Linked DNA regions of Mus musculus: region 1 is linked to region 2. The links are chromatin loops, found by intact Hi-C in ENCODE. Cell type or tissue: heart. All regions are shown on one strand. Each heading gives the region's core, and the rest is flanking DNA. Links, peaks and the distances in the headings are about the cores only.

Evidence for each region. Hi-C counts contacts between places; a loop is a spot of excess contacts. Peaks named below come from ENCODE experiments on the same cell type or tissue, not always from the same donor. Only the 100,000 strongest peaks of a DNase experiment are listed, where the experiment ranks them.
Region 1: a loop joins it to region 2, with 1.9 times the contacts of the local background. A loop is called at or near these places in 1 of 42 quality-filtered maps.

Annotation. Positions count from the first base shown.
Region 1 is chr1:131,474,360-131,484,722 of GRCm38, forward strand. All of the region lies in intron 2 of Srgap2 (SLIT-ROBO Rho GTPase activating protein 2), which reads right to left. Among named protein-coding and RNA genes, the nearest start is that of Srgap2, 48 kb to the right of the region's middle. In heart, for the core only: no CTCF peak of the experiment used is centred there; a DNase peak (open chromatin) is centred at 4,612; H3K27ac peaks cover 1,228 bases.
Region 2 is chr1:131,339,100-131,349,462 of GRCm38, forward strand. Srgap2 (SLIT-ROBO Rho GTPase activating protein 2) reads right to left here. Exons shown (of 23, transcript NM_001081011.2): 8 at 10,353-10,363; 9 at 6,663-6,764; 10 at 5,250-5,447. The region is part of intron 1 of Gm51644 (a long non-coding RNA gene); the gene reads left to right. Among named protein-coding and RNA genes, the nearest start is that of Ikbke, 65 kb to the left of the region's middle. In heart, for the core only: a CTCF peak has its summit at 5,810 (motif pointing right); DNase peaks (open chromatin) are centred at 6,562 and 7,992; H3K27ac peaks cover 385 bases.

The DNA.
Region 1 (10,363 bases), core at 1,815-6,814, 130 kb after region 2:
TACATTAAGAAAATTCCTATTCTAAACAAATAGAGCTGTATTGTCCATACCGTCTCCAAACGCTATACTGCAACACTGGTCCAAGAGACTCCTTCTACAGAGGATACTGAATCAGTAATAGGCTGATGTATTCAATCAACAAATACCTACCAAGCACTTTGTAAGCATTAAAGACAGAGCAGAACAAAATCCTTTTCCCACAGGAACATTAGAGGACAGTGGGGAGTGGGGGAAAGTGATTTGAAATTAATCGAACAGAAAACAACAGGTCAGGGCTGGAGAGATGACTCAGCTGTTAAGAGCACTGACTACTCTTCCAGAGGTCCTTGAGTTCAATTCCCAGCAACCACATGGTGGCTCACAACCATCTGTAGTGGGATCCGATGTCCTCTTCTGGTGTGTACAGTGTACTCATATACATAAATAAATCTTAAAAAAAAAAAAACTAACTCTGATTTCCATTTAAAAAAAAAGAAAAAGAAAATACCAAGTCAGGGTACATTTTCTAGAGAACTGTCACAAAGGCTATTTAATAAGGTAACTTTCAAGTAGAGATTCAAGACAGCAGAGAAATGAACTATGAAAATGCTAGTGTGCTAGGAAGAAGAAGCTTCAGAGTCTCAAGGCAGGACTCTGCTAAGCATGCTTGGCAGATTAAGGGAAGCAACAGGAGTCCAGTGTTATGCAGCAGAGCACAAGGTGAAGAGTAAGAGAAAGCATGGTTGCGGAGGAAGAAGAGGAAGAATCTTGTATGCAAAAGCACAGGTAGACATGCACAGAGAATGAGGAGCTGAATTCCAGTTTTAGATTTATTTATTTATTTTTATGTATATGAGTGTTTTTGCTTTCATGCATATATGTACAACATGTGTGTGCTTGGTGTCCTCATAGATCAGGAGTCAAATCTCCTGGACCTGGAATTACATAGATGGTTGTGAGCCACCATTTGAACCCAAGTTCTCCACAAGAACAAGTGTTCTTAACCACTAAACCATCTCTCCAGCTCCCTGAATTCCATTCTTTAAGACTGTTTGAGATGTCCTATTAAAAGGAGATGGGAGGGACAAGAGAGGAAGAGCAGTTAGGAGGCTACTGACACAGTGCAGTACAAGGTGATAGATAGTTCTGGGCCACAGCAGCAGCAGTGAGGAATGGTGAGTCAGGCTTTGCAGCATCTGCTCAAGTACAAGACAGTGAGTGCCACACAGAACCTAAGAAAACTCTACAACAGAATCCAAAGCCTCTAAAGATTCAAACATCTGCTATGAGATCCAAGGATGAGGAAATTAGCTGTGTCTGTCACCCAGTGTCCAACATGGTACCTGGCACAGAAAATGGTATCCAGACAGTGTTAAATGAATAAAGATCAAATGGAATATATCATAAATCCAAAAGCTCTATAGTCATCAGCAGACTAGAGAATATAAAGCATTAAATCATACTTCACTGACTAGTGATCAGTGAAACCACCATTAGTGGCCAGTGATCCTCTCCTGTAGGTGAATGAATCTTTTTTTGTAAAAGATTCTCCATTGTAATTTGTTTCATCATATTAAATATTTAAACCTCCAGAAAATCTCATAATAAATAACTGAGAATCTAAACAACTCAGCTACTTCCTGAAGAGACCACATGTAGTCACTGGATTTTACAGCGCCTCAGTACCTTCCAACTAAAACACAAAAAGAAATATTCCATGAGAAAGTTCATGTTTCAATAAATACTGAGTAATGGGGGCTGCTAAAAAGGTACATTTGTAAATAATATTACAATTAAATAATAACAAACACCAAATCTGTACTATTTCTAGATGGAAGGCCAGTGATTATCCTAGAATATGTTCCACTTCTGTATTAAGTTGAAAACAGGAATTTCTACCTTTTTGACCTAAAGCATTGCTTAGAGAGGCAACAACTCTCAGCTTCAGAAGCTCTTCTGTCAAAATAAACCTTTGAAGTCCCAAGGCTCTCAACTCCTGGAAACTAAACATATGCAAAGTATAGGATAAGAAAACTTACTATTCTGGAGAAATAACAATAAAGGTATGCAAGGAACTATAAATCAAAACAACCCTGAGAGTCCACCTCAGACCAGTCAGAATGGCTAAGATCAAAAACTCAGGGGACAGCAGATGCTGGCGAGGATGTGGAGAAAGAAGAACACTCCTCCATTGCTAGTGGGACTGCAAGCTTGTACAACTACTCTGGAAATCAGTTTGGTGGTTCCTCAGAAAGTTGAACATAGTACTTCCTGAGGACCCAGGTATACCACCACTCCTGGGCATGTACCCAGAAGATGCTCCAATGTGTAATAAGGACTCATGCTCCACAATGTTCATAGAAGCTTTATTTATAATAGCCAGAAGCTGGAAAGAACTCAGACGTCCCTCAACAGAGGAATGGATACAGAAAATGTGGTACATTTACATAATGGAGTACTACTCAGCTATTAAGAATGATAAATTCATGAAATTCTTAGGCAAATTGGATGGAACTAGAAAATATCCTGAGTGAGGTAACCCAATCACAAAGGATACGGTACACACTCACTGATAAGTGGATATTAGCTCAAAAGCTCCAAACAACCAGGATACAATTCACAGACCACAATGAAGCTCAAGAAGGAAAACCAAAGTATGGGTGCTTCGGTCCTTAAAAGGAGAACAAAATACTCACAGGAGCAAATATGGAGATAAAGTACTGAGCAGAGACTGAAGGTAAGGCCACCCAGAGACTGTTTCACCTGGGGATTCATCCCATATACAGTTACCAAACCCAGATACTATTGTGAATGCCAAGAGTGCATGCTGAAAGGAGTCTGATATAGCTGTCTCCTGAGAGGCCCTGCCAGAACCCTATAAATACAGAGGCGGATGTCCACAGCCAACCATTGGACTGAGTGTGGAGTCCCCAATAGAGGAATTAGAGAAAGGACTGAAGGAGCTGAAGGGATTTGCAAACCCACAGGAAGAACAACAATAACAACCAACCAGACCCCCCCAGAATTTCCAGGTACTAAGCCATTAACAAAGGAGTACACATGGCTCCAGCTACATATGTAGCAGAGGAAGGCCTTGTCATATATCAATGGAAGAAGAGGTCCTTGGTCCTATAAAGGCTTGACAAATGTCCTAGTGTAAGGGAATCGAGGGCGGGGAGGTGGAAGTGAGTGGGTGGGTGAAAGAACACCCTCATAGAAGCAGGGGGAGGGAGGAGGTGATAGGGTGTTTCCCGGAGGGAGGGAAACCAGGAAAGGGGATAACATTTGAAATGTAAATAAAGAAAATATCCAATTAAAAAAAAAAGAAAGAAATTGATTCTGATGCAAGTGACTTAAGTAAAATCTAAGAAGATGAATTCAGAAGAGTAATTATAAGACTATTTAATTGAAGTAAAAATGGAAACAATTAAAAAAAATAACGGTATGTTAGAAACCACATTCTGAAAGCAGTTCTCAGCTAGGTCATTTGATCATCATGAGGGCTAAATTAAAACCCAACATTAATCAGGCTTTAAGTGTGAAAATATCTTACTCACCAAAATAAAAAAAGGAAAAAGATTATGACAGATAAATATCTGAGCACAAATTATATTGTAAAGGAAGCTGCAACATCTAGGAGACCAGGTCCTAGACCCATTTATCACCTGAGCTACAAATTATTTGATGTGACCTTGGACTAATTATCTAACTTGAGGGTCTCTGTCTTCCATCTGTGCCTGACTCTCCCACTCACTAGGTACTTCAGCCCTCTCCTATCTGAACAAGGATGTTATGAAGCTGAGATCATGTCTCTAGAAGTTGCAAAGGTTCCCTGGAGAAAGGAACTTCAAAAACAGAGTATCTGGTCATTAGCAGGATAAGTAAAAATCAAGATGCTCCTGGAAACATCCACCATACTCCCTGTGGTACAGAGTCTCTCTTTCCCCAGAGTCATTTGGCTTCAGAATGAGACAACCAAATATACTCACAAAACATCTTTATAGAGACTGTCAGGAGTTCTAGGTATAAATGGAATAATTATACTCAGGTGTTTTATAAACATTTAGTGACACTCTTAAATCATGAGCATTCTTACTGAAATGACCACACTGTCATCTGTCATGAGATAAAGCATTATGCAGTATGCAATAGTAGAAAATCCATGATCATGACTCCTGGGCAAATTCTGACCTCAATTTCTACCTCTATTATTGATTTTACAATACTGAGAATTAAACAAGATAATGTCTATAAAACAGGTGGTCTGGCCCTAGGCTCAGTAAAGAAGCAAAATACATGCTTCGAGCCCTTCTTCTCAGGACTCTCCTTAGCAAATAGTGAACAAAGTTAATACTTTAATCACAGATCCAAGGAAACATAAAACAGGAAAGGTTTACCCTTTATTTTCCTTACTACTCCTAGATTACAGCAAAGTAAATAGACCAAGTTTTAATTAGGATTGTAACATGGGATGTCCCAGGTAACCCAGGCTCATAAACCCCAAACAAGAGACTGGTTTTTAATGGTCTACTACATGCCAGTCTAGTCAATGACACAAGCAGATTGTCCTTTGTCCTAAGCTCCCAAAGAATTCCATTAGCCAGGCACACATGACTGCAGTGGGATGTGGGGTCAAAGGCTTTCTATTCCGGCCATTGTAATCTAAGAATAGAACTCCTAAGCATAGGGCAAATGGACTCACAAGGACTGTGTTCATCTAACAGCCACATTACCATTTGAAGGTTATTTAAAGCACGTGGTCAGAAAGCACTCCTTGGAAGTAGAGGACTGATAAGAAAAAGCAGCTAGGGTATGTTTTTAATATACTACTTTATACAATTTATAAATACACTACAAGCTGCACAGACCAAATGTGGATCTTGAGATACCCATCCCTCCTCACTAGCTCAAATCTCTCACTTGGCTTCCAATCAGCCACTGCACAAGGAATGTCAAACTCACTTTACAAAGTAGGAAGTGTGGAGGGACAGAGCAGGTTTGTACACTTTCCACCTAGTAACAGAAACAGCTAAAGCTCACTATGAGCTTTTGTGTGCTCGGCTCTTTTTATCTTCTTTGTTCACACTCTTCAATAAGAACATGGAGGTTCTAGAAGATTAAGCAGTTTGCTCTCACAATAAAATTTACATGGCATGGCCAAAATAGCTTAAATCTCTGTTGCTAGAGCTTTTTTAGGTGATACTCTTAAGAATGCAAGGCACAACAACAACAACAAAAACAACAAGCACCTCACAGTTTAAATATTAAGCTGCATGCCTTACTACTGATGTCAAGTAGAGAGAATTAAGCAGTCCAATATCATCAGAAGAGTCTTTATGGACAGAAACCAGACCATAATCCCAATAAACTAGAAAAAAACAGATAAAGACTTCACGTCAAAGGACTCTTTCTAGAAAAGATGGAAGACCTTGAGCCTTTATCTTGTCATTTCTCTAATCTTGAAATGCCTACACTTAATACAGTTTCATATACAGTCAGTCACTTCTTGGTATTGATGGGAGGTTGTTTCCAAAACAGGCATGGATACCAAAATCCAAGAATATTCAAGCCTCACATAAATGGCATATTTACACACGATCTGCCATGCTCTGTAATACATTTTGAAATGCAAATTCTTTTTTTGCATTTAAAATCTTATTTATCATGTATGTATGTGTGTGTGTGTGTACACCTGCACACTGGTGCACACATGCTCGATAGCATAGAAGCACACATCCCACAGTGTGCAGGCCAGAGGAAAACTTTCTGAATTTGGTTCTCACCTTCCATCTTTACATGGGTCCTGGGGAGCAAGCTCAGGATGTCAGGCTTGCAGGACAGGCACCCTCACCCACTGAGCCTTCTCCCTGTTCTTCCCATATGGTTTCAATCATCTCTAAATTATTTATAATACTTAATATAAGTGATATATAAATCATTGTTACACTATGTTGTTTAGGGAATGGTGGCAAGAAAAAAGTCTGTATATATTTAAGACAAACTCAATTATCATAAACCTATTTAGAATACGAGGTGAACAATGCTCCAAATAAATGCTACAGAGAGGTTATGTGAAATAGCAGGAGTGGGATATACTGTGATTTTATTTCATTAGCCAGGCACACAGGAACTCAATGCACAAGTAAAATTTTTCTTTGTGGAGTTTCCTGGAGCTTTTTGCCTTTTGTGGAAGAAAGATAGTCTTGCTAGGCAGTCTAAGCTTTCCCACTTGTGGCCCTTCTGCCTCAGCCTTCTCAGGCTCCATTTTCCCACCTATCTTTAGCATGTGGTTGATTGAATATGCATCCACGGTTATGAAAAGCAGACCTTCTGAATCCCACCAGTGACTGGCCTGGCACCCTGCAGTCACTAACTCACAGGCAAGTTCTTAAGACTGCTTGAACAGGAAGGTTTTGTTTGTAAAGACACTTTCTTGCCCAGATTCTCTACTACATACCTTTCTCTGAATTTCAGTCCAAGAACACTTCCAAAATAACAACTCTGAGCTTCACCATACTCAAAAGAACTAATCATAATCTGGAAGATTAAGCAAGATTAATTCTTTAGCCTACTTCCTTCCAAATTTCTTATAGAAAGTTATCTACAGTGGAATCCTTGCTGTCTCTCAAATCAAAGCTACCAGTTTGGGGACGGAGTAAGGACAAGAAAAATTTAGTAGCAATAGTAAACCAGAAAACCTAAGTGTGACATACTCTAAACCAAAGTATGCTCTTATAACCACCTGGAAATTATTTTGCCTGAGGTCTATATACTTCCCTTAACTCAGGTATGGGAATCTACAGGAGCTACTCATAGTGACTTTCATGGATTTTCTGGCTTACAGTTTGTTGTTGCTGATTTGAGGTACAGGTGATTAACTCAGAATCTTATACATGCTAGGTAAATTCTCCATCTGCGGGCAATTGATTGTCTTCATTTTACCTTCCCCTCTTTCTCATCAAATGAAGACACCTACTGGCTAATTCATAGCATCAACAGAACATTGTCTGAAATATTAAGAGCATAGAGACCTTGAATAATCAAAGCACATAGTTAACATAATTAAGAGCATTCTGTTAACTAAGTAAATGGTTTTCAAGTCTATAGGCAGTATTTTCCCTACACTTGTTTCTCAAAACTTTTTATCAATGGTGAAAGAGATGCCAAGTTTCTCTGTACCACTGTTAAGATAAAAAATTTCTGTTCTTTCATGATCTTTTGGAGTAGCCAGATAAATGTGGTATCTAGAATAAGAAAAAAAGGGGAAATGAGATTGTCTTTTTATACATAAAGCAATGAGGAAGTGCAATGGTTTTATATCCAGGCCTGGTCCTTTTCAGAGAATGTACTTGGAGGAAATGCCATAGCAGGCCCTCTGAAGACACCCATCTTTTATCAGGTTCAAATTAAAGATGTATCTTTTTATTAATACCCTGATGGTGTGTAATTGTTAGTATTAAATAATAAGTAGTGATATATATTTAACTTACTTAATCTAGATCAAGTTAAACCAATGATCATCTGAGGACAGTGACAGGTGTGTGTGTGGGGGGGGGGGTTCCAGGAGGATGCAACCTGGGCAAATTACTCTCTATCTCACATCAGACAGAGAAGCCAAATGATTAGACCATTAACAGACATTAATATATTCAAGTCAATTAATCTGTAGCCATTGAGTGACCAGAAGTTGTCTATACTTTCTAGCTACTCACTGTGGTTTGCTATAGTTACGCATCATGCATTTCAAGTCCAGCCTTTTAACTTTTAAAGTTCAATGGAATTCAAGCATAATGACAAAGTCTGAACAAAAGAAAGGGTATTTAAATTGCTGAAGGTTTAGACCACTTAGTCTTTCTCATCAGAAGCTGAACCTTCCAAATGTGAGAAAAACAGTTCCCTCTACCAAGTGGATTTCTACACAAGAGATGGGCCAAGCGGGAGATCGTTTCTTAATATTTAATCTCCTTTCTCCAAGATCTTTTAAAAAAGAGGCATCTCTTCCTCCATCTCAATATAGGAGGATAAATTTCTACCCAAACAGGAAGGTCTGGAGGATGCTACCAGCTGTCATGAGTTTCCCTATGACTTGAAGACTCTTGGCTCGAGCCATCCTGAAGCATCTTGTTTCCTGTTCTCTGGGTTACAGCCCAGGCCAAGAATAGTACTCCATTCATGCTACTGTGTACACATCCTTTTTATTTGCAGTTTTCTCTTAAATATGTGTAAAACCCTGTTCTTGTACATTATCCAAGGTAAATGGAAATATTTTTTAAGTAGGCACAGAGCAACAGATTTATTTCCTGCCCAGTCTATCAAAAAGCACTGCTTGGGGGAATTCCATTCCAGAGCTAAGACCCATAGGAACTGAGGGGCCATAAGCACCCTATCTACAGCTCCAGACAGACAGACAGCAACAGGACAGCAAAACATAGCATATCCACATCCACCCAGAACTTTATATCTCTGGACATGTTCTGAGCCTAAAAAAGGTCAGGAGGCTGTAAAATTGGTCTCTTTTAACAGGTCAAGCAATGTGAAATCACCTACAAAATGCTGATCTCATTGTTAACCAAAACAACCCTAAAAATCAAGTAAGATTCGTGCTGATAAGCAAGAATGCAAAATCCACTGTTTCCCAACCATCTCTATTCCAAACAATTTCCTATATATCTTTAGTGCTCAAACAATTTGCAGAACACCTTGTGTTTTTTGTTGTTACTGTTATTCTTATTGTTGTCAGGTTTTGGGTGGGGGGATTGTTATTGTTATTCTTGTTTGTTTTTGTTTTTGAAACAGGGTCTCACTTTGTAGTCCTGGCTGGCCTGCAACTTGCCATGTAAACCGACCAGACTGTTCTCTCAAACTCAAGTGAACCGACTTGCAGGAGAGCCTGTAAGCCACAGGCCTGGCACTGTTAAGAGATATCTACTCACTCTCTCATTTACTCCACATCCATATTCATAGTCCTTCCTGGCCCTTGAGCCCTTACAGAACTGCCAAGTGAACAGGCAAATAGAGCAATATGAAAACTATTATTAATGAACAAGTACCAAGTCAGAACTCTCTTCATGCCTCTGGTCACCTCGTTATTTGTATGTATGCCTCTAATTAGATGATGCACATTTAGGGCATGAATTTGTCCTTGAATACTCAGAATTCAGCATTTAAACAGTGTTTCTGTTGTGCGTGTATGTGAGTTGAGTTGTGTGTAAGCATATGCACACAGAAGAGAAGTATCTCTTCTGGCACCTGCAGAAGCCAGAAGAAAAAGTCTGACTCCCTGGAGCGGAAGTTACAGGCAGTTAGGAAGCACCAGATGTGAATGCTAGGATGCAAACTCCAGCCCTCCTGAAAGGGCAGGAAGCTTTCTTAACCAGTTGTCCAGTCCCACAGCACTTGTTTTACACAGCCCATTCTAATTGATGTTTCTTGGATTATTGAATGACTCGTAGAGACTGAGTAGGCTCTTTGTAAAATAAAGTGAATAAGCAGCATTTCTGCTAGGGAAAAAAACCTTTCATTTTATACTTCAGACTAGACTACTAATTATAGCACAACACTGGAAGAAAATAGAAGGCTCCTGATTATAGAACTACAAAGAAAAGGGGGATACAACACACTACGCATTGTAATAATAAAAAGAAGACTGAGATTGCATGGTAAAATCTGCTCCTAACTAGGACTGCCGCATCTTTCTGAGTTTAACATTTTAAATCTTTAACTGACTTTCTTTGCTTGGTGAGTACAGAAAAATATAGTAAAGGAAGTACAAGGGTTCTATGATTTAAAGCAAGGGAGGACAAACTCAAACCACCACACTTCTTGTTGGTCATTTAGAAAGGCATCCATTGACAGGACAAATGAACAGGCACTATTCGCCTCTGGGGAATGGGATTACCTTTTATGGATTCAATAAGGTGTAAAAAAATTAATATCACTCAGATAAGCAACAAAATGGGTAATTAAATGTTAAATTAAAGAATCAAGATGACTGCTAGGTCTTCAGAGTTTAAGAACACACAGAGACACATGTGAGGAGAGCAGTCACTAAGTCACCCTTTATTATAGCCACTTTTTCTTTTCCTTTTTTTTTTTTTAAGATTTTATTTATTTTGTGTATTTGAGTACACCACCACTGTCCTCAGACACACCAAATCAGAAGAGGGCACCACATCCCATTACAGATAGTTTCGAGCCACCATGTGGTTGCTGAGAACTGAATTCAGGACCTCTGGAAGAGCAGTCAGTGCTCTTAACCACTGAGACATCTCTCCAGCCCCTAGAGCCACTTTTCTAACAGAAAAAAAAGTGGCTGAAAGTAAATCTCAAAGGAGTTTATCTTGGGTTGGCAGTGCCTGGATTAGCTGCTACAGTGCTTGCCTAG
Region 2 (10,363 bases), core at 3,307-8,306:
GCTTCTAGGAAATATCCATGTCCTGAAAGGCCTGTCTTTGGAAGATTATCCCAGAAGTCTCAAGGGTTTCCTAAAGAAGAAAATCCAAGAAGCTATAACCTCTAACTCAGACCAGAATGCTCAGTATACAGCCAAAATTCTGAAAGGGAATGGATTAAAAATTCCTTTACCTCACTCACGTTTCTATTCTCTACTCCCAACCCCAAGTTCATGTTCACAGCTCACTGGGTAACTTCAGCTGTCACTTGGTGAACCATGAAAACAAGTAACAATCTGATAAAGAAGTATGAAGTTACCTTTTCAGGTTCCATTAATCTAAAGGACCAAACTGCAGCAAGATATGCTCTGAATCCCTAATATAAGGGTAGGAAGAACAACTTCAGGTTTGGCATCTAGGTGAGAAGGCAAAAAGATCCCAGAGTCTGCAGACATACTATCCATCACTTCCTTATCTTACCCAGAAGTCAGGACAGACATGCTGGGGATAAATAATCCTGTCTTGATCAGGGGAGTGGAGGTTGAAGGGTTCAGTTGCTGCTGAACAGACAAGGAGCTTAGAGAGCTGAAGCTGGGGGGGGGGGGGGAATAAGTAGCCCTTTGGTGATTTAGCATAATATCAAGATTATATATAAAATCAGACCACACACACACACACACACACACACACACACTGTAATATACCAGACCACAGCTCTAAGTCTAGCAGCTTGCCTGATGGACAAAAGCCTGCCTTCTCTCCTATTGTCTTACCCAAATCTACCCCTAAGAATTCAGATAGTTTGACTTTGTTATTTTCAATCCCTTCCTCATTCTACTTCCCACTTGAGAGCTCCATACTTGGGGCTAGAGAGATGGCTCAGCAGTTAAGAGCACTTACTGCTCTTGCAGAAGACCTGGGCTCAGTTTCCAGCATGCACATGATGGCTCACAAGGTAAAGTTTTAGGGTTCCAGTGCTCTCTTCTGACCTTTAAAGCAATTGCATGCAGACAAAAACTCACACATAAACAAAAATAAATCTGAAAAAAAAGTTTTGTTTTAAGGTTTTTTGTTTTTGTTTTTTTAAAAGAACCCCATACTCCATTTTTTCAAAAAAATGTTTAGGAGACTCCAGCTTCCTAGGGCTTCGATGATTCTTGGCTAACCAGAGCAGAGAAATGGCTAAAAGGGGATGATGCGAATATACAATGGAATTCTGTCCAGCCATTGGAAAATGATTTCTGTGAGATATGGGACAACTCTTTTTAGACTAACATGAATAATATTCAGAATAAGTGATGACAGCCTAGTGGGGACAGTGAGAGTGGCATACTTGCTTGTCACACTTTATTTCTTATCATTTTGCTTTGTGGGGATGAAGAAGGAACTCACAATGTCACACAAGCTAGGCAGGCACTCTTAACTTCTGAGCTACATTCCCAGCCCCGTTTTTTACAATTCCAGTGTAATTGATTGTATTAAGGGCACTCGCTGATAGATCACCAATTGCCTATGCATAGAAAACCTCTGAAAGGACTAAATATACCAGTTTTAATCCATGGCTACAGGGAGGGAAAGTAGGTGTCAGGGGTAGGTAAGGCATGTGTACCTCCTTTTAGTTTCCTTTTGATACATTTTAGTCTTTTTAAAAGGGTGTAACAACAATGAAAAGAGGTAGACACTGGGGGATGATGTACTATATAAGTTGAGTGACAGCCAAAAAGACAAGGAGGTCAGAAAACAAGTCCCTTCTTATAATAAGGGAGGAGAGTTGCTGAGTCTTTCCTTTTAGCTCCTCAGCAGGGGACAGAGGGAAAGCCCGTGCCAGCAAGTGACTTGAGCTCTGGGTTCAGCTCTTGATGAAGGCCTTATTCAAGCTATCCATCCGCTGCACGTTTTTTTCCTTTTTCTTTTTCCCCAAAGCTTTCAAATGAGAAGGCTGGGTTAAATGATAATTAAAAGATGCTTCAAGTTTAAAATTCTATAATTTTCCACAGACTATTGCAAACAACTGATCTTTGTAAGACATACTTCAAATTTCTAATTGATGTCTCATGGACAGATTAATCTGATGACAGTAGCAAGCAGTCATAAAACTATCCAAAAGCCCACGTGGTCACTAGACATACTAGCTATGAGTCAAGCCATGATGAAGGATATCTTCACCACTTTCCAAGAGCAGGGAACTTCTAGCATATGCTGCTTTGATATTTTTTTCCTTCACTGTTTGACAAGCATAGGCAAGCCCTCTGTTTTAATATGGAGACCAGAATGTCCATTTCACTACTACTACCACCAAAAATGCCTTGCTACCAGGACATAAATTACGTGACACATATCATATCCATTCACAAAAAGTAATGAATTCTTGCAAATCTGTAACAAAGCCCAAACTCATTGCTGTTAGTTAAAGCAATGTGCCCAATTTTTGACAAGGAGCACCATGGCTAACAAATTCAGGAATGGGTTGTAGAACCCCAATGTATTGAGGTAAAAGGGGAACAGGTAGGTAGGATTTTAGAAGTCACAAGTTAGGGTAAAGTTATTTCTTTCTTAAAAATGATTTATTTTGAATTATGTGTCTATGTGTGGGCATGTGCATGTGAGTGCTGGTGCCCACAGAGGCCAGGAGAACTGGATCTCCTAGAGTTGGAGCTATAGGCAGTTATGAGCCTGCAGACATGCGTGTTGGGAGTCAAACTCACATCCTCTGCAAGAGTACTATATAAGCTCTTAAACGTGCTGAAGCATCTCAGCAGCCTTCTTGTTTTGGAACAAATGTCAACTTCTGAATATGTATGTTATAGATTTATTCAAAGAAGAAAATAATTCTGAGAAAGATTTGGTTAAGTATAGATTTTTCATATCCAAAATTTCTTGCCTTCTTCTCTTTTGTTGTTGAGTGTGTGTGCATGCATGCATATATGCCAGAGGTCTGTGTTAGTCACAGTATCTCCTTCAATTGCTTTCTAGTTTATTTTCTGAGGCAAGGACTCTCACTGAACCTGGAGCTTTCTAATCATTAGACTGGCTGGTTAGCAAGACCCAGGGATCTCCTTGTTTCTACTCCCCAGCTCTGAGATTACAAGTGTCTATGTTTCTTTTGCATGGGTTACTGGGATTCAAACTTAGGTCTTCGTGTTTGTGTGGCGTGCACTTTACTGACTAAGCCATCTCCCCAACCCTAAGCCCTAAAATTTCTTAACTTGAGGAATTCTCAAGTTTAAATTTAAAATACAAATATAAAATTTACATATGTAATATATATAAATCTAAAATTTTAAAAAATATATTTTAAAAATGGAATACAATAAGACTAGGTCACTGATATTTAATCAGCTCAGAAAGAGTTGCCAAAAATTTCTATTATTAGAAGATAATATAGTTTGGAAAGGAGGACAGTGATAGCCCCCATTGGAGTCAAGAAGCTACACATATTAAAATTAAAAGTCAGCTTGTGTAAAGCTTCCCCCAGCACCATTCGTCCTTGTTGCTGACGCACATCCACGCACTTACACACTGTACCTTTCTTATTTAGAAACACAGGAAGTCAGAATTAAAGCTCTCCCTGTATGCCTATGCCCTCATTCTCTCCTTTCTCCTCAACTTTAAGCAGTCCCAACTTGCAGCATAGAATCTGGCATACAGTAAATACACGATAAATGATTAGTGAATAACTTAATGGTTGATGCATGGATTAATAATGATGATGGTAAAATGAGTAGCAGTTACTGAGTGCCGTGAACTAGGCTATGTGTCACTCCATCCTCTGTATAGATTTGCACATGCTTAGAAGATGTAGTATAGACTGGAGACAGAGCTGTACTTCTTTCCCAGCACATAAAAGTTCTACCAAGAAACAAACAACTGCATCCCAAGCAATTTGAAAATATAATTAAATGACTTAAGTTTATAATGCAATATATACAACATCTCATTTTTGTAAATATAATTTTAAATACATGCCTCATATGAATTTATTTTCTTCTTTCTGCTTCTAAGTTTTACATAATGACCATGTTTTAAAATGTTTTTCTTTATATAACAAAAAATTTTGAGTTGTTTTAGAACAATATTCTTAAATCATATTCTTTTAAAAGTCTTCTTTGGGATTTAAAACTACAAAAACACCAAGGATTTGGAGTTTAACTAAGTGAAACAGATTTACAAAAACACCAATCAATCATGTTAGGGCTCTTAAAGAAAAAAGGAGAGTGCACAAAGAAAAAAATTAAACAAATTGTCCCAGCTGGAAGACAAATCTAATTTGCTCCATGCTGAGTGTGCTTCATGACTGGAAGACAATTGACGTCCTTTCATTTGCTCAGTGTGGATTGTCAATGGCCATGTGGTATCTTACAACTGAAAAGTCAGTTTTTCTTTTCTTGGTCATCATAAGATAAGGAAATAAATTTTGGTACAGGCAAAAGTCAGACTTGGCAAGTTCAAAACAATTTAATTATTAAACAAAAGATCAGCTAACAGCTTTTTAAAAACTATTAACTAGCTAGGCGTGGTGGCACACGCCTTTAATCCCAGCATTCGGGAGGCAGAAGCAGGTGGATTTCTGAGTTCAAAGCCAGCCTGGTCTACAGAGTGAGTTCCAGGACAGCCAGGGCTACACAGAGAAACCCTGTCTTGAAAAACCAAACCAAACCAAACAAACAAACACAAACAAACAAAAACTATTAACTTTTGTACACACAGACACACATAGATACACATCTACTCATCTAAAAGGAGATCTGAGAGAAATGAATAAAATATACTGCTCTAGAATTCTCTACAAACCCACCAAGTTGCTCATTTAAGTCTCTTTAACTTTCACCAATAATTAGAAAAAATAACTTCCTAATAATGGAACTTATATGATAATGTATTCAAATCACTTAGGAGAGACTTTAAATTTCTTAAAACAATATACATATTGGCAAAGATATTTGAATATAGTTCTCAAAAACCAATAAACTTAATTCCCTTGCCATGATCTCTTGTGAGTGAGAGGGCTTCTATACTAGCTGGTTAAAAGTTTCCCTGATTTTTTTCTAAGTGATTTCTTTAGGAGCATCCCTTTCTTTGAGGGCCCCAGAAGACACATAGAACTTGTAGATGTTTTTGCTTTAAGTGTCAAGGTGGTGTCCAAGTATGCCAGGCTCAAATCTTGTGCATTTAAAGCTTGCTTTTCAGACAGTTGGCAAAAACTCTTGATTCCAAAGCTCCTGTGGGCGTCAGTGTCTACTGATGTTCTTATAAGGCCAAAGAGTGCCCTTACCGTGAAATAAAACTGTTCCGTCTCTTGCTGGTTCGCTCTCCTCTTAGCAATGCTGGGCTTGCTCATGAATGTTTCAGAGACAGTTGATTTGACAGACTCCATGGAATTGCTATACTGGAAGCAGTCAGATACATCAAAATCCTCAACAGTCACAATGTCTTGAATGGTCTGCAGGGTGGCCTCCATTGTCTTTTTCACCTATAACCATAATGGCCAAAATAATCATGAGAAGCAGGCTTTAAAATGGCAGGTGATAGAGCAACTAGGAGGAGCTTGAGAGGAGGAATGTCTCTCTTCCCAAGAGAGGGGTAGGAAGGAAGGATGCCAGCAGATCACAGCTGCACTTCTCACTGAACAGTACTGAGTGATTGAGTGATGAACATCACAGGAACCCAGTTTCAGCTCACTGCTCTCTCCAGCAAACACCTAAACTCCACTCTTTCTCTGCTGTGTACCTTTTATGTAATGTTTACTTTCTTCAAAGAGACTTATCGTATGTGTAGATGTTTTGCCTGCATGTGAGTGTGTCATGTGATGCCTGGTTCCTGTGGAGGCCAGAAGAGGGGGTTGGAGTTGCTGGAATTAAAGGTAGGGATGGCTGTGAGCCACCATGCAGGTGCTGAAGCCAAGCCTGCGTCCTCTGCAAGAGCAACCAGTGTTTTTAACCTATTTCTTTATTATAATGAAAGTGCAAAGGGAAACAGAATAACATAATTGCAAAACAGTATTTCCAACATACTGGAGCTGATGAAAATATGTGATAGATCCTGTCCTTCAATGTTCCTGGCACTGTTTCGTGACCTTCAATCAATGAATGGGTTTGCTTTCCTATTTGCAAACTAAGTGACCCAACCCTACTTCTTAGTAAAATTAAGACTTACTAAAATACAAGAAAAAGCCATCTGAGCTCAATGGAAACCTGGATTACCTTTTTAAACTGGATTGTTTTTAAACTTTTAAAAATTGCCTTTTTAAACTGGATATTAAAAGAAAATATTCTGTGTTTAGAAAAAAAAAAGTCACCCTCCTGTAAGAGGAGAGAGATGTCTGAAGTGTCAAAGTCAAAAGGTTTCTTTTTGAAAATGCTGGAAAAAGCCAGTCATGAGTGGGTCATTTCAGAGACTTGATATTGTTCCCACAGTGGCCAAGTGCCACTTTGATTAAATGTGTAGTGGGGAGGGGCATTTTGTAAAAGCCTAAAATAGAGCACAACCTTTGGCAATGTACGAACAACTTCCTGAATTTCAAGGGCAGGATGTAGCAGCAGGGAAAGCGCTAGCCTCTATTTGGCCAGGAAATCTCTGCAATAGCCTGGACATTCTCTGCATGCTCCTTCTACTTGCCCCTGATGGACAGCCATAAGTAGTTCAACAAGGAAACAGTGGCTCCGAGCTTCCTAGGAAGGAAACACACCTCTTCATTCTCAATCTTCAAAGTGGATAAGCGAGACTGCAGCTGTTGGCATCTCTGCACCAGCTCACTCTGGACAGGCTGCTGGGCACAGAGTTGAGAGGCCTGTCAGAAAAAGCAACAGAAGGTCAGGAAGAGGACATATATCTTTTGAGGACTCCAGAGTTCTCACTACTGCTCAAAACAATTTACATTGTATTGCATCCCAACTACTGGAAGGCTTGCAGTTTCTATGAGCAAAAAAAAAAAAAAAAAAAGTATGCATGTGAACTTCTAGACCAAAGGATATGTGAAAGGGGAGGAGAATCTATTTGGAAAGACTGTTTCTCTCTTTGTAACTCAAAGGCAGGCAGGTGGTTGGCAGGGTAGGTCTAGCAGCAGCTGCTGATTCAGGGAATTCTGAGGAGGCTAGACAAGAGTGTTTCAAGAAGCCCTTGGTTCAGAAACCCAACACTTTGGCACAGTGAAGTTCCTGCCAAAGGTCCAAGTGGTCACCTCTCTGGCTCTTCCCTCCTCCCACTTCATACACTAGAGTTAAAAAGCAGGAGAGAAGTGGGCCAAGAAGCTAACTTGCTGCTGCTGGCAGCATGTATGTTTATAAATCTGGGTCATGCACGAGAGCTTTGAGCCAATGGGAAAGAGTTTATGTGAATTTGGGAGCAAGTTCATAAGCTCAAGTTAGAGAGCCCCAGAGGGCATGAGATCTGACAGGAGGAACTTGATATCTTTAAATAGCCATCATTGTATCCCACTAGGTGTGAGATCCCCTGTACCCCCATCCCCAATTAACCAACTCTATCTTCTGTGAAGGAACAGCTGACGTAGAGTCTATAGATAAAGGTGAGGCTATGGTATGAGGTAATCCGATCTCCTGGATGACGGATGACAGGCAGAAGGCTAGGAAGTGAAGGATAGGACCCATGTGGAGGAAGTGCCTGTCACTTTATTATCAAGTGTCCTTTAGCTCTTACCAGAAGAGACATATGGATAGAATTTGGCTCTGTTATCCTCAGCAAAGACTGAGTATATTCATATATTTGTAAACCACTCTCTTACTCAAAAAAAAATAAAACTTCTCTTTAAATGGAGGAGACTGGAAATTGACCTTTTTCCCCTTTGGTATTTAAGATTCCAACTGATTTGATCTCTTCTTCATCTGAGAGGCTTGTTCAAGATTTGGAGCTGATTTCACTATGGCTTTTAGAAGTAGACATAATGGAGAAAGCTTGTTGGCCAGATGGGTTACTGCCAAGAATGAAATTTCTGTTTCTGGCCCTGATGTCACCAGTTGTGCATCCAGTGCCCTCAAACCTCTGGGTGCACCAAGAGTTGAAACAGGCACCAAGTCCTAGTGCATCCAAGAGCAGCTGCCATCTGCCATATCTGCAGTCCGAGAACACCAGTGTAGCTAATTCCAGAGCTTCCATTAAAATGCTACCTGAACTTTGGCCCCATTTAAAGGACTTCCAGGCAGCTCCTTTCTTCTGCCTACAAATATCCCACAATGAGGCAGAATGCCTGTTAGCAGGATGCAAGAATAACTTGACATCTCATCTCTAAGCCAGAATGGGAAATTCTGGCCCCTTTTCTGGCCAAGCCATGAATCAGCTGTATCACATACTGGGCAAAAGAATGAACTATTATTTTTTAAAGTCACCCTGGCCTAGAATGGAAGAATTAGAGAAAAAAAAATGTCTCCAATCCTGTTTCTTTAAGGAGCAGCAAAGCTGCTGATGCATGCTTTGTCAGTGATCTCTAGCCAGGATGCAAGGTAATGCACTCCATCTGTGCTTTAGAGTATGGAAATGTGGTTCTGACTGGGCAAGGAGGGGGACTGAGTACCCATCATTTGGATTCCCATTTATGGAGACATGCTGTTTGGCTCAGAAGAGAACTCAGATAACACCAGAAAATCAACCAATCCACTCAGATAGTCCCAAGTTCCATTTATTCAGAGGAAGGAATCTCAATGGCAGCTGGAGAATGGGTTTAGAAGACAACTATAAACAGAAATCAAAGCAGGTGAGGAATGGGGCTTCCTGGAGGTTGGTGATGCCCCCTCCTAACTGTAACACGATGCTGTCTTAGTTTTCCATCGGTCTAGATGCTGACATCTACTCAGCCACAGCAATGGAAACAAACTGTAATGGGTTAGGTTTTCCCCAAGAAGAAGAGGAGAGAAACCACTTCATATTTTATATATAAAACAGAGAAGTACCACTCCACTGTGGTCAGTCTATGACAGTAAACTGTCTGATTAGCATACTATTGATTATCAGGCTAGAGCAAGGTTTCTAAAGAGTCTAGATTCTAATCCAGGCAAGCACTACTCCTGGCAAGAGTACCTTGCAGATTTGTGGTGTCCTCTCATCTACTCCTTGTGGTCTCACTAACTACTGTGGGGAGCTGAGGTAGCTTTTGAGAGAGTCTAAAAGAGTGGATGAAGTCCTGAATGAATGTGTATTGTTGACAAGGGCATGGTCATGTCAAGGACCAATGCCATACTCTCCATCCAAGCTAGCAGAACCTACCCGACCCCAGCTTTTCTGTACATGTGCCTGCTTTTCTTCATTCCCTGGTCACCCCAGTCAGGTCTCTAGGACACAGCTACTTGGGACAGGGTGGAATATTCTCTGGGAGAACCATCCACCCTACAGCTCAGGACAGCTGGATTAGATGGAACATGAACCTAGGCTCAAGGATAAGCATATCAGTTAAAATCAAAGAGATATACTACAGGGTCTGAAAGAATAGAACAGTTTATCTGACAGGAAACACCCTCTCCTTCAGATGTAATAAAACTATATACAACTCTAGTGTGGGGTATTGGGCTACACACAGACAGTCTGGTTTCCAGTCGAGTTGAGGTCTGAACCCTAGGACCAGGTGGTGATAATTCACCTACATGGGACGGAAGGAGTTCTCTCATATCTCCTGGACTCAAGGCTCCTGTCGAAGTTACCATCCCCTCAGACCCCACAGAAGAAGCATGGTTAGTAGTCTCATAGGCAATGTCTCAGTCCCAAGCTTCTGACCTTCAGGCTAAACTCCTCCCCAGTTACCTAGCAACAGTAAAGATAACAGCATACCATAAGAGGGGCTGTTTGGCCCCTCCTCACTCTCTTGCTTTCTTGCTCTTACTCCCCTTACTCTTACTCTCTCCTTGTCCTCTCCTCTCCTCTCCTTTCCTCTCACTCTCTTCTTCTTCCTCTCTAGCCTTTCTTCTCTCTCTCATTTTCCCCCTTCTCTCCTCTTGGCCATGGCTGGTCTCTCTCTCTCTCTCTCTCTCTCTCTCTCTCTCTCTCTCTCTCTCTCTCTCTCTTTTACCTTCTCTCCTTTCTCCCTGCCTTTCTACAATAAAACTCTAAAACCACCGGACTGTCTCTGTTCATCAAGGCCTGCTGCGCTTACTCTCACCTGTGTGGGAACCTCTCTCCCTCTACCCTCTCCCTCACCCCCTCCCCTTGTTCATCCCCAGTCCAGTGGGGCCAGTGGGTTAGATGCCCACCCGGGGCCAAGTGGAAAGCATCTGGCAGCCCTCCCACGTCTGCCTGTCCAGAGCATAGGAGGAACTATGGCCAGACGTGGGCTATCCTCCCTCCCTCCTCTTTCCTCACACCCCCTTTTAGTTCCCACACTCTAGTACATTCAAGTCCCTTTGGGGGAAATGTACAATATAGGGAATGGCCTTACCATATCTCCCA